2 separate regions of the Mus musculus genome follow, and region 2 is linked to region 1. The links are chromatin contacts, found by Hi-C or POLR2A ChIA-PET in ENCODE. All regions are on one chromosome and are shown on one strand. The core of a region is the stretch at or near the end of the contact, and the rest is flanking DNA. Distances in the headings are between cores, read along the strand shown.

Region 1 (6,454 bases), core at 1,558-4,057:
TGCATTTGGATTTGGCATGCTCACAGTAGAAACATGTGCACAGTGTGTGTGTGTGTGTGTGTGTGTGTGTGTGTGTGTGTTACAACTGCCTTTGGGGATTTCTTGTTTGTTTTTCAAGACAGGGTCTCTCTGTGTAGCTGTGGCTGTCCTGGAATTTGCTCTGTACACCGAGCTTGGCTATAGTTGTCTGTTTAAAAGTTCAGTCAGGTGCCTTTAAGTTCCCCTGAATCCTGGAATGGCATCATGAGCCATAAGTCCCACATCAGTGGCTGTGAACAGGGTCGGGTCTGTGGCCTGGGTTACTGGCATTCCAGCTGACTCCTAGAGTTTCAGTTCTGCATAGAGGTGTTAGATTGTCAGATTTGGGTTGGAGAGATGGCTCAGCAGTTAAGAGCACTGGATGAGCTTCTAAAGGGCCTCGGTTTCATTCCCAGCACTCACACAATGGCTTACCACTGTCTGTGACTTAGTCCCAGAGGATACAGTGCCTTCTGCTCACCTCCAAAGGCATGGGGCATACACATGGTACACACAGGCACATGTAAGCAAGACACCCATATCTTAAATAAATAAATAAATAAATAAATAAATAAATAAATAATTTTTAAGCAGCTGGAATTGCCAAAATAGAACACAGGGTGTCCAAGAGCTGGAGAGATGGCTCATTGGTTAAATGATCCAGAGGATCCAAGTTCAATGCCCAGCTCCCATATCCTGTAACTTCAACTCCAGGGGAATTCTCTTCTGGCCTCTATGGCCCTGCACTCCTGTGCACATACCCTACTCCCTCACATACATACCCATAACTAAAAATATAATCTATGAAAAAACACACAGGGTGTCCAGTTGAATTTGGATACCAAAATAATAATAATAATAATAATAATAATAATAAAGAGGCTACAAAATGTCCCCTTTAGATTTCCAGAGGAGCCTTCAAGGGAAGTGGATCAAAATGCTTCTATCATTTCCTGTCACACCACACACACACTGAAAAGCCCTGGACTGGAGGCCACTGTTAAAGACTGACAGCCATTTTCTCATGTGAAGAGGCCTTCCAAGCCAAGGTGAGCACAGGCCAGCTCAGTAAAGGTTTCTTTCTGTCATTGTCTTTCACACCCGATCTGTTCCCCACACTCAAAGGATCCACTGTTCTGGACACATAAGGGCTCTGGGATCATCCAGAATAGGCCATGGTGCTAAGACCCCAGGATTACTCTCCAGATACCAAGGGCTTATAGAAGAGAAAATGTACCTGGTGGAAGAAAGAGCAGGAAAGGAGAATGAACACGAAAAGCTATTTGGTCTCACCTATAATAGGTGGCTGGTCCACAAGGTGAGATGTCCTCACTGTTCACCAGACAGCAGAAATCCAGAATGGTGTGGGCGGTGACTGCAGCTTATTAACCAGGCTGCAGCCTTTGACAGAGCCTCAGAGTCGGAGAGGAACTGCCTAAGAGAGTGGTCCTTAAAGTAGTCTTTATTCTCCACCCCACCCCACCCCGTGTATGACCTGTTAAAAAGATAAATATGTACACCAATGCACCAGCTCACCTCAGAGGATATATCTGTTCGAAGCATCTAGCTGGATTGATTGCTTGGTGGGTCACATCTGTAATTATAGACTTGAGGTGCTAAGTAAGGATTATAAATTCAGAATCAACCCGGGAAACACAAAAAGACCCTGTCCCAGATAACACTCTTAACTCCCCACAAAAGCTCAAGGCCTTCTACAAAGACTGTTCTTTTAAACACACACCCCTCCCCGCCAGTGGCATGCCTGGGAAGAGGTTCTGATCTGCCCTAACCATCTTATGTCACACAGAAACAGGGAAGCGGTTGCACCAGGCCCCTGCCAGCTATCCTCAACACTTCACTGCCTTACACAGAACCTTCCAGTTAAGCCACAGGATGAGACTAGCCGAGGAGCAGCCAGGCATGCTTGTACACACCTTTAATCCCAGCCACTTGGGAGGCAGAGGCAGGCGGATCTCTGTGAATCCGAGGCCAGCCTGGTCTATAGAGTGAATTCCAAGACAGCTAGGGCTACCAAGTAGAGAGAGTCTGTCTCAAAACAACAACAAAATAGCTTAGAAGCATGGCATACATGGGTATGTACATGTGTCTGTGTAAAACATGTTTATAACATAAGACATAGTTGAACCCGGGAACCAAATGTTCTTGTAGACCCACAGATGGACGGGATAGGTGAGCAAGGAGAAATGGGTTAGTGTGTTTAAGTCCCTACCTTAACATAGATGGGAACGAACGATCTACACTGCCCAGTGGGGAACTGCATGTCATGTGACAACATAGATGGAACTATCTGATTTATAATCCCAAATCCTTTTTATGTCAAAAATAGCCCCACTGCTATTTTTTCCTCTTGGTGCTTTCACATAGATGACTTCATTGCGTGCCCCTCCAGGCCGTTCCAGAGCCAGTGGCACTTCCTGTTTGGAAGGGGAGGAAATGGGTGCTGCCTGTCTCCATCTCCCTACCTTCCTGGGTGCAGATGCCACACCCTGCCCCTGCACAGTCCTCCCCCAGGCAGCTCATCATGGTGAGCGGGACTCCTTCAGAATCCCTGCCTGCTCACATCACCCCTGCTTCCTCTGAAGGACTCAGAGAACATACTGGAGACCCTGCGGAGTTAAAGGAGCCGAGGCGATGTGGTACCTCAGTGTTCTCCAAGTCTTTAGCAAGTACACGCGGTTACCAGCCTTGGCAGGCTAGCTGAGCACCTGGCAGCCTCAGCCGGGAGAACCTTCCAGATGGGCTGTAGGCTTCCAGCACAGGTGCCGAGAATGATGCTCTTCCCAGGCTCAGACCCTTGGGCTGGTCACCCATGTGGTCCAGGTCCCAGGTCTTGGGCCCATTTTTGGAATTTCTATTTGGAGATGTGGGGGTGGCCACTGAGCATGGGACAGATGGTGCATTCCTGGTTCAGCTCATTGCCTCAGCACAATGAGATCGTGCCAGCATGTTTGCAGATGCTTTCTGGTTTTCTCCTTAAGGAAGTCGAGCTCCAAAGTGGCTTGATAGCTTTCCCATGGGCCCTTAGCTCATAGCAGCCTCACTGGGCAGTGCAGGGGCTGCTTGGCCTTTTTCCTGTATTGCTTCCTGAGAGCTCTCCTCCCATCCTTGCTCTGGATGCTCTGGTCCCCCAACCCAGCACCCATTTACCAGAGGCCTAGCATTGCCCTTTGACCCTTCCCAGTCCTCCAAGGAATCCAGACTGTAGCCTTCCAGTAGGAATAGGGTGGCTGTGTGGATGCCTTCCTGTGCATTGGAATCCCACAAACACACCACACAAACCCATCATCTGCAGGCTGCAGAGGACACGTATGGAGTCCACAAGACACGGAGGCACATCTGCAGAGCCCTGCTGTGTGGCCCAGGTGAGAGAAGCAGGAGATGGAAGAGTTCTAGACACTGACTGGTGTGCAGCTGAGGCCTGCCTGGCCCTCAGCGCTGTCCAGCACCACCTAACAACATGCATGGATGTAAACTTCACACAGGATTGCCATATAGCGGGACAGAGACACAGCTCAACATGAATCCAAGGAAATCTGAATGAGGACATTTCTTACTCTGTTTCCCTCCATAGGCTTTTAGGTGAAACTTAGCTGGTAATATCCCTTTATTTGTCCTAATAGTTGGGTTAGGAATTGAAAATATTGGATCAAGACTCTTAAGAATTTCTCCATTGTTTGGGTTTTTTTTTAATCTTAAAAAAGCAAAAACAGAAACAAACCACTTTAGATTTATTTATTTTAGGTATATGAGTGTTTTGCACACATGGATGTCTGTGCACCACGCTCATGCCTATGCCTGAGGTGGTCAGAAGAAGACATAGAAAACCTTGGAACTGGACTTAGGGATTGTTGTGACCCCATGTGGGTGCTGAGAATCAAGCCCTGTTCTCTGCAAACATAACAAGTGTTCTTTTGTTTTGTTTTGTTTGTTTGTTTTGTTTTTTGTTTGTTTGGATTTTTGTTTTCCGAGACAGGGTTTCTCTGTATAGCCCTGGCTGTCCTGGAACTCACTTTGTAGACCAGGCTGGCCTCGAACTCAGAAATCCCCCTGCCTCTGCCTCCCAAGTGCTGGGATTAAAGGTGTGTGCCACCACGCCTGGCTATAACAAGTGTTCTTAAGCAATGAGCCATCTCTTTGTTGTTTTGGTTTGAGACTGGATCTCATGTAGACAGGGCTAGCCTTGAACTTCTGCCTCCTGCCCCATCTCTCAAGTGCTGGGATTATAGACATGTGACGCTACATCTGGATTTCCATCAGGAGAGAGTATTCCTTTAGGATACCCCTTACCTGTGGAAAGCCTGGTACAGAGCCAGTGGTAGAGACATCCCAGAAGCAATTGTCCTTGTCCATGAATTCCATACCTGGCCTGAGGCCCAGACATCCAGTTTGAGCATGTCCTCAAACAAACCCAACTTAGCCAGAGTCCAGTGGCTGCTTAGCGTTCTCTCCCTGCACACAGGCTTTGAGAGTCAAGAGGCCCAGCTCCCAACCTACAGGGCAGGACTGCTTTCCCTGGAGAGGCTGAGCAGCCTGGAAGGGAGGCTAAGGGTACCACAAAGTGTTTACAATAGTAGGTGGCAACACACTTCTTCCTCCTCTTCCTCTTCCTCTTCCTCCCCCTCCTCCTCTTGTTTTTCAAGACAGGGTTTTTCTGTGTAGCTCTGGCCATCTTAGAACTTCCTCTGTAGACCAGGCTGTCTTCGAACTCAGAGATCCACCTGCCTCTGCCTCCCAAGTGCTGGGATTAAAGGGACAGCACCTTTCATATTAACCAAGAGACAGGGTATAAAAAGCTCAATGGAGCATCATGTCACCTAGTGCCCCTTGCGATTGCTGCTGTAGGTCCCTCTCCCCCACTGCCACCAATGATCTGAAGACAATTAAGCCCAGAGTGGCCAGATCATCCTAATTTCTCAAGATCAGTTGGAAACTATATTCCCATTAGGGCTGGCAAGATGGCTCAGAGGGTAATGTCACCTGCTGCCAAGTCAGACAGCCTCAGTTCATAGTCTACACAGTAGAAAAAAGGAGCAAGCAACTCCCAAAACTTACCCTCTCCTCCACTTGTGCACCCTGACATGTATACACACACACACACACACACACACACACACACACATTAAATAAAATGTAATACAAAAATTTTAAAGAAATTTCGCTGCCATCAAAAATCCTTGTCATACATCTTTAATCCCAGAATTTGGGAGGCAGAGGCAGGAGGATCTCTGTGAGTGAAAGGAGAGGCAGGAGGATCTCTGTGAGTGAAAGGGTGCTACATTGTGAGTTTCAGGCTAGCCAGAGCTGCCAAGTGAAATCATCTGGAGATAGAGAGAGAGAGAGAGAGAGAGAGAGAGAGAGAGAGAGAGAGAACGAGAACCTTCTTGTCAAGCATTGGCAACTAAGCTGGGGAAATTAATATGTTCCTGGGGTGTTTGTCTGATTTGGACTTATTGTAGAAGAAGCACTTGAGGCAGACAGCAGGTAGAACTTCCTGAGATAAGTAGGACTGTAAGGAAGGGGACAGGAAGGTAAGTCAGAGATCCATGGATCACCAGCAGCTGGGAGCTGTGCCGTAGTGATGAAGCCCCTTGAGCAACTCCTGAATGTCCCTCTCTGCCTCTCATTCACCAGACAACCTTAAGCCACACCCTAAGAGTGCCTCTTAGAACTTGATTCCCTATGGAGAGGCGTAATGGGCTCTCCCTCTGCAGGGTGCTGAGAGGACCAAGCACAGGGACTCTGTCTGGGAACAGGAATATAATGAATGCCCTGTCTCTTTCCCTCCTTCTCATGGCTGCTACTGGGGCTTGTGAATTCTGGAGCGACAGAGACATCCCCTGCCCTCTGGAAGCCTCTAGGAACCAGAGAGCTAGACCACATGGAGGAAAACAAGGGAAGTGGGGTCTAGAGGAGGTTTGGGGAGCTCACAGAACAGGTGCCCTGCCACCCGCAAAACCTTGGTATGGTCATGGCCGGGTCCACAGTGTGTCTTCCATAGTGAGTTTACTCTCAATCTTAGCCAGAGTAAGATGTCCGGGGGATGTTTAGCCCTCAGGCTCCTGTGAGGGTGACCCATGACCTCCACAGTCATGTCTCCTGTTTTGTTTTTTGGTTTTTGGGGTTTTTTTTTTGTTATTTTTTGTTTGGTTGGGTTTTTTTGTTTGTTTGTTTGTTTTGTTTTTTTTCTTTTTGGTTTTTCGAGACAGGGTTTTTCTGTGTAGCCCTGGCTGTCCTGTAACTCACTCTGTAGACCAGACTGGCCTCGAACTCAGAAATCCCCCTGCCTCTGCCTCCCAAGTGCTGGGATTAAAGGCGTGCACCACCACGCCCGGCTCAGTCATGTCTCTCCTGAGCTCACCAGCAGATCTCTTACCCAAGTACTCTCCACTGCTTAATTTTCCTGAGAAATACATAC
Region 2 (6,454 bases), core at 1,803-4,302, 35 kb after region 1:
TACACCTTTAATCCCTGCACTCAGGAGGCAGAGGCAAGCCAATCTCTGTGAGTTCGGGGCCAGTATGGTCTAAAGAGTGAGTTCCAGGATAGCCAGGTCTGCATAGAGAAACCCTGTCTCACCCACATTCTCATCCAAGAACCCCAAGAGTGGAACATGGTTGTGTAAGGGGCACTGGTCCCTTCCTGGTTTGATCATCGGGCTACAGTGTCCACACTAAAGAGATTACAGCTCAATAGGACACAGTTCTCAGGTTCCTCTTGAGGTCTGAGGGCTCACTGTATATGTTCCAGAGTCTCCCCCACAGCCCCCCGCCGATGATGGAGCGGAGGAACCAGGGTCGGAGACCTCCGATGCTAAGAGCACTCCAACTGCTGAAGGTGGGGCCTCCCTACTCCCACCACTCCATTCATTCAGCTTACCTTGCTTTGAGCTTCCCCTCCCAACTCCACGCTACGCACTAGGGTTGCGGCTGCGCACTGTGTGCCACCCTCCCGGCTGCACTCGCTGCTTCCTATCCTGATGGCTGAGATGCGCTAGCCCGGTGCTTTGCAGGGTAGTGGGAGCGGGGACCTGCTTCTATGCCTGGCTCAACAGTGTGCGCCTTGAGCATCATTATCGTGCGTGTTGCCCTGAATGTTCCATGCTTGAAGAAGCTGGTCTGTGTAGCACAGCGAGGCTCACACACAGCTCAACAGGGTTCCCATCCTGAATCTGCTACCTTCCATGACCCCCTCAGAAGCCTCCACCTTACTTTTCTTTCAGGGATTCAAAGACCAGAATGCTCATTTGGCTGAGGAGGGGGCAGGTCAGAAGTCTCCCGCTCATCTGTTAGGAGCGGGTTTTGGTGTGGCATCTTCGTTTCTTGGGCTCTGGATTTTGGGCATGGAGTACGTTTCATCTCCTGTAATCTGTTCACTCCAGATATGTGGTGTCTAGGTTGTCGCAAAGCTCATTGTCTTTTTTCCTGAAATGCTCCCTGGTCGGCTGTCTTGCTTCCCAAGTGGGTTAGTTATAGTGCCACTGTTGGCTGCTGGAACCCAAAAGCTCTACCAACTGAAGAGGCTTTTTGCCTTGCAATCATAAGATACCCGGACATGGGCATAGCTCCCTAACGCCATGTATGCGCTTCTGTCTTTGTCTTCTGCCATCCTACGTGGTTGGACTGTTGCTTCATTGTTGAAGAATAGCTGCTGCGCTCCCAAACACTGTCATCTGCCTTGGAACAAGAACCATGGCTGGTGAGACAGCTCAGAGGATGAAGGCGTTTACCATGCAAGCCTGGGGACCCGAGTTCAATTCCCCAGAACCTTTGTAAAGGAGGAAGGACAGAACCGACTCTACAAAGTTGTCCTTTAAGTTCCCACACACTGTGATGGCATGTGCCCACAGAGATGTATTACACACGTGTTCCATAATAATGAATGAAAGACAGGCAGAGGTGGTGCACGCCTTTAATCCCAGCACTTGGGAGGCAGAGGCAGGCAGATTTCTGAGTTTGAGGCCAGCCTGGTCCACAGAGAGGGCTCCAGGACAGCCAGTGCTACACAGAGAAACCTGTCTCAAAAAAAAAAAAAAAAAAAGCAAATAATAAAAATAAGAATGAATGAAATTGAAATTAAAAACAAAAACAAAACAAACAAAAACAGTCACCAAAAGGACCCCGAAGAAGCCAATGTGTTGCCAAAACTAAATCAAGAGTTTTCTATTATAAGCTCCTCCTGGATGTTTTCATTTTCATTCACTGGCCAGAACTGGCTCTCTGGCCACCGTGGGCTGCATGGCTGTCCCCACCTTGCTTTTGGATCCATTGAGTAGAAGAAATCAAGGAAAAGGGACATGGAGAATGGCTTTTAACTAATCGTCCATAGCTCCTCCAGCCTTCCAAGGAGGTTGGAGCTTCCACTCTGAGCCCTTTCTGCATCCCTGAACATGGCTTGGGCGTTCTGTTACAGAAAGAGAATTTGGCCAGGCCCTCTCCCGCAGCATCTGCCTTTGGATAAATCCAGAACATAGCTGTCAAGCTCCTGCCAATTGTTCGGCATGCTGGCCCATCCCCGGAGGATGCAGGTGGCATGGCCCTTAGCCTGGTGACAACCTCCTGGCTAGATTTCCTTTGCCCTTCTGAAAACCAGCGATGCAAGACACTTCCTGCTCATCCTGTTAGAACAGGTCTGCAAGCTGTCTGCCACCCTGAGAAAGCCTTGGAGCCAAAGCTGGGGCAGGCTTCCCAAACGTGGCTTTCACTGCTCTGTCACCATTGTCCAGGAAGAAACAACCCACTCATGCAGTCTGGACCTGTACATGCGTGGGCCCCCACATGCCTCACTCACCCTCAGGGAGGGAGGCAGCTGGGGCTGAGCTCAGCGAGCTGTTTTATCTGCACCAGACAGGATCATAAGGAAAATAGCCTTTGTGGACTAGCTGTGTGGAATTCTGGGAATCCCTTGAAACCGGCCACTCCTTGGGTGTGCCTCGCATACCTAGTAGAGAGGCTGGGGGTTCGGGAGGAGCTAAAGTGCTTGCTTTGAAAAGATGCCCCCAGGTCCTGGTCTGGGATCTCTTATCTCTTGCATCATCGAGGAAACTGGATCTGGCCTGGTTATTGCCACATAAGGAACTCTGGTGCCTTTTAATGAGATGTGAGGAGGTTGGGGGCAGGGAATTAGAAGTGGTAGAAGTTTTAAAGGTCACCTACAGATGGCACTCTTGTTCTACACTTGTGGAAACAAAGGCTAGGGTGACAAAAGGCTTACTCAAAGCCCCACAGGAAAGCGGCTCAGTCTATTTCTCAGCTTCCTCATATTGCCTGATGAGTCCCAGCTGCGGGGCCCCTGCATTGCAGTGAGGATCACACAGCTGACCCCCAGGAGTCAGGCTGTGTCCCTCGTCATCCTTACATGACCCCTGTAGGCTTTCCAGGCAGGGGGTCCTCCTGTTAGTGTGCTTCCTGGGGAGATGGGCAGGAAGGAGGACTGTGGCCCTGCTTTGAGCTGGCTTTTCTTGCATGTGGCTGGCAGGCCCCACTCCTTGCACTGCCCCTGCATAAGCAGAGGGGTGACTGTTGGTGGTTTCCAGACGTGACTGCGCCCCTAGTGGATGAGAGAGCTCCCGACAAGCAGGCCGCTGCCCAGCCCCACACGGAGATCCCAGAAGGAATTACAGGTGAGGGTGAGCCCCGGAGCTGCCTTGGACAGGTCACCCTCATAGTCGGGTGCAGCAGATGAGTAAGCCGCTCTGGCTTCTGGGGCTCCTGGCTATTTAGCAGTGGCGGCCTTGGAGTCTGACTGCCTCCCACAAGGCTACAGAGTCCTCTGATTCCTGCTGGCCCCCACCTCAGTCAGTGTGCCTATTAGAAAGGTTCTCAACAGAGTTCTCTGGGGAAGGTTTCCTGCCTTCTTCACATTTTCTCCAGGCCCAGCAATAGTAAGTAGCAGGTCACCTTTAGGGGACAGTTTACTCCCAGGAGCACCAAGCAGGCTACATCGACTACATAACTGAATCCTTCTGATGGTCTAATGGGATGGTGCTGTTGTTCGGAAATGTGACCTCACGTCCATCTTTCGGGTTCGGTCTATGTAGTCTGCTCTACCAATGTGGGTGACAAGGAATTAGGCAGCGAAGCAGCAAAAAGAATCCTGGGCTCGGACGCTCAGTCCTTCGTAAGTCATCCTGCAGGGACGGAGGGCTAGGCAAGAAATCATCATAGCCCAGAGCCTGGTACCTTCCCTTTGTGCTGTCCTCCATGGCCTCAGGGAGAACTCCAGCAGTTAGCAGGATGAACCCAAGTTGCCCAGTTAGCTACCGAGACATGCCTGATCTCACCGTGGCAGAGATGGGAAGACCCCTTGCTGAGGAGTGCCTCTCTGCAACTATGCCAGTCACTCCTCCTCCTTACAGTGATCCAATGTCTGACTAAGGCAACTCTAGGGTCTGTTAGGGCTCGTCGTGGTTTTAGGGGATAGACTCCATGTGACAGGTGGCGGCACGGTGGCGGTCACACTGCATCTGCAGTTAGGAAGCAGACAGCAGCGAATGCTGGTGCTTAGCTGGCTTTCTCCTTTTTCCCCAGGACCCCAGCCCATGGGATGGTGACACCCATATTCAGGGTAGGTTTTCCCTGCTCAGTTAAACCTTTCTGTGAATACCCCCGGAAGATGCGCCCAGGGGTGTGTCTCCTAGGTGGTTCCAAGTCTAGCAAGTTGACAATGAAGAGTGAGCACCCTAGGAGCCTATAGCCAGCCTTCTCTCGCACACCCATGGAGAATGCCCACTACAGAGCCACCCCGGCTTTCAAAATGTGTTTCTGCTTTGCAAAGTGATTGACTGGCAGTAGTGGCTTCTGAGACAGAAGGGGTTAGATGTTCTTAAATCCTGGCCAGGCCTCAGCCTTGCTCATGAAGGATGCTTGAAGGTCACAGACACCTTACGGGGGTGAAGTCATGGGTCATATGATACTTTTTGTCTCTGGCTATTCTTTCAAAGGTTTTTTGTTTTTGTTTTTTTTTTTAGATTCATTTATTTTATGTATGTGAGTACACTGTCACCGACTTCAGACACACCAGAAAAGAGAATCAGATCCCATTACAGATGGTCATGAGCCACCATGTGGGGGCTGGGAATTGAACTCAGGACCTCTGCATGAGCAGTCTGTGCTCTTAGCCACTAAGCCATATCTCTACATCAAAGTTTTGTCATTGAAGAAGTTTGTCCTCCGTTTAGGATGAAAGCTGTAGACTTTCCCACCACTCCTGGGTAATCAGAAATGCTTTATAGTCTTTCTGGTCTCAAAACAGGCCACAAAGGCCAGGACACAGCTCACTTAGTTGGTGGACTGCCTGGTTTAGCATACGTGATTCCCAGGGCATCCCCCACCATGCTATAGATTGAGTGTGATGATGGAGAAGGAAGCCTCACAGCTTATAAACACTCATCTGAATGGCCAGTCAGATGTGACAGTCAGGCCCACAGCCTTGTTCTAAACCAGCCGCTGCTCTGAGCTAGTGCGGGGCAGGTGGGTAGGAGGGGACAGTGGCATCTCTGCAGGAGCTTAGAGGCCACCTTTTCCCATGGAACATCTCCTGAGTGCCCAGACACCTGACAGAGATGACTCAGTGAGGAAAGCTTTGTTTTGGCTCATGGGCTCCTGTGTCCTCCTTGGACAGAGCATTGCCTGTGGTGGAGGAAGCTCTTCTTGGTAGATAGAGAGCCCAAAGGAGTGTAGCTTTGGGTGTGATTTCTCCTTCCTTCCTCTGCGTTCCGTACTGCCTTAACCCCCAGCCCATGGGATGGTACCACCCACATTCAAGGCAGGTCTTCCCTTCAGCTAATCCTATCTGTATGTATCTTCAAACACAGCCACAAATGGACCACAACAGCCCCTGGGTGGTTCTAGATCTAGGCAAGTTGACCATGAAGATTAGCTACCACAGAGACCATTCTTGAATCCTTCCATGCTCTCCCCACTTCAGCTCCTAGCTCCTACTTCCGTAAAGATGGATTCCTCTGTGTCAGATTCTGGCGGATGCGTCCTCCTTCTTCTCAGGGACCCAGCTACTGCATCACCTCTGTGAAAGACAACTCGTTCTCACTAGTGGCCCGTTAAGCAGGATCTAAGATGCTCAGTGCCCACAATTCCGTGGTGAAGATGTCAGCATCCTTGGCTGCACAGCCTGCTGGCAGACTTACAATGCACCTTTGCTCAGTCACCCTAGAAGGGCCAGCCCTTCCCATATCCTGTTGTGTCCCCTGACTGCCATTCAGCAGATCCCAAGCCGGAGAGAACAGAAGCCAAGTGTCTTTCTCTGGGTGGTGCATTCAAGACCACGGGGTGAAGCTACGCATGCCTGTTATCCTAGCATTTGGTAGGCTAAGCTGGAAAGATCAAGAGTTCAAGGCCTGCTGAGTTACACAGTGAGTGCAAAGCCAGTATGGGCTGCATAGCAAGACTCTAGGGTGCCACTCCAGCCCCAGGCCGCTCACCTCTGGGTGGGTTTAGAGTTGATAAGGTTCCCAGCTGTTGATGGAGTTAGGGCCTCACCTTGTGCTTTCTTGAGCACATGTTTGCTGCTTCTTGGGTGCTCAGTAAAGCTGCCCAAGGATGCTGTGTGACTCTCTACCTTTGGGAGGCCTGTCTCCCTAGAGAGCAGGGAACCTTGTGCCTCCCTGGGAACATTCAAAGCCAGTAGAGATACCAACTCCTGCAGTGCCTTCTGCCCTGCCCCTTGAGATTTATGATTTCCTCATGCCCCTTGCTGAGCTCAGACATGATACCATCCCCCATCCCCCCCCACATCAGGGGCAGGATATCACACTACTGCACTAGCATGGGAAGATGGATAGACTCTCTTAGCACCAGGGCGGTCACTGGTGGAGTCCGGGAATGCCTCTATCTCTACTAAGGACTCCGTGACTGCTTCGTTGGGTTTGCTGTCCCTCTGAGTCTGTCTTCCAT

The links. Hi-C counts contacts between places; a loop is a spot of excess contacts on that map. ChIA-PET counts read pairs that join two places held with the same protein, here RNA polymerase II (POLR2A).
Region 2: a loop to region 1 is called in a map of left cerebral cortex, with 4 times the contacts of the local background. The contact joins two enhancer-like sites. A Hi-C loop is called at or near these places in 2 of 37 maps with a recorded cell type or tissue (both left cerebral cortex). POLR2A ChIA-PET finds 5 or more read pairs at or near these places in 4 of 5 experiments (Patski and embryonic stem cell).

Annotation. Positions count from the first base shown.
Region 1 is chr11:104,251,972-104,258,425 of GRCm38, forward strand. The region is part of intron 1 of Mapt (microtubule-associated protein tau); the gene reads left to right. Among named protein-coding and RNA genes, the nearest start is that of Mapt, 24 kb to the left of the region's middle. Within about 2 kb of position 2,808, at least 2 of the 3 ENCODE cell types and tissues checked have a DNase peak (open chromatin) inside an H3K27ac peak, as active enhancers do; they include left cerebral cortex, where a contact is called at or near this core.
Region 2 is chr11:104,286,830-104,293,283 of GRCm38, forward strand. Mapt (microtubule-associated protein tau) reads left to right here. Exons shown (of 12, transcript NM_001038609.2): 3 at 294-380; 4 at 3,079-3,165. Among named protein-coding and RNA genes, the nearest start is that of Mapt, 59 kb to the left of the region's middle. Within about 2 kb of position 3,053, at least 3 of the 3 ENCODE cell types and tissues checked have a DNase peak (open chromatin) inside an H3K27ac peak, as active enhancers do; they include left cerebral cortex, where a contact is called at or near this core.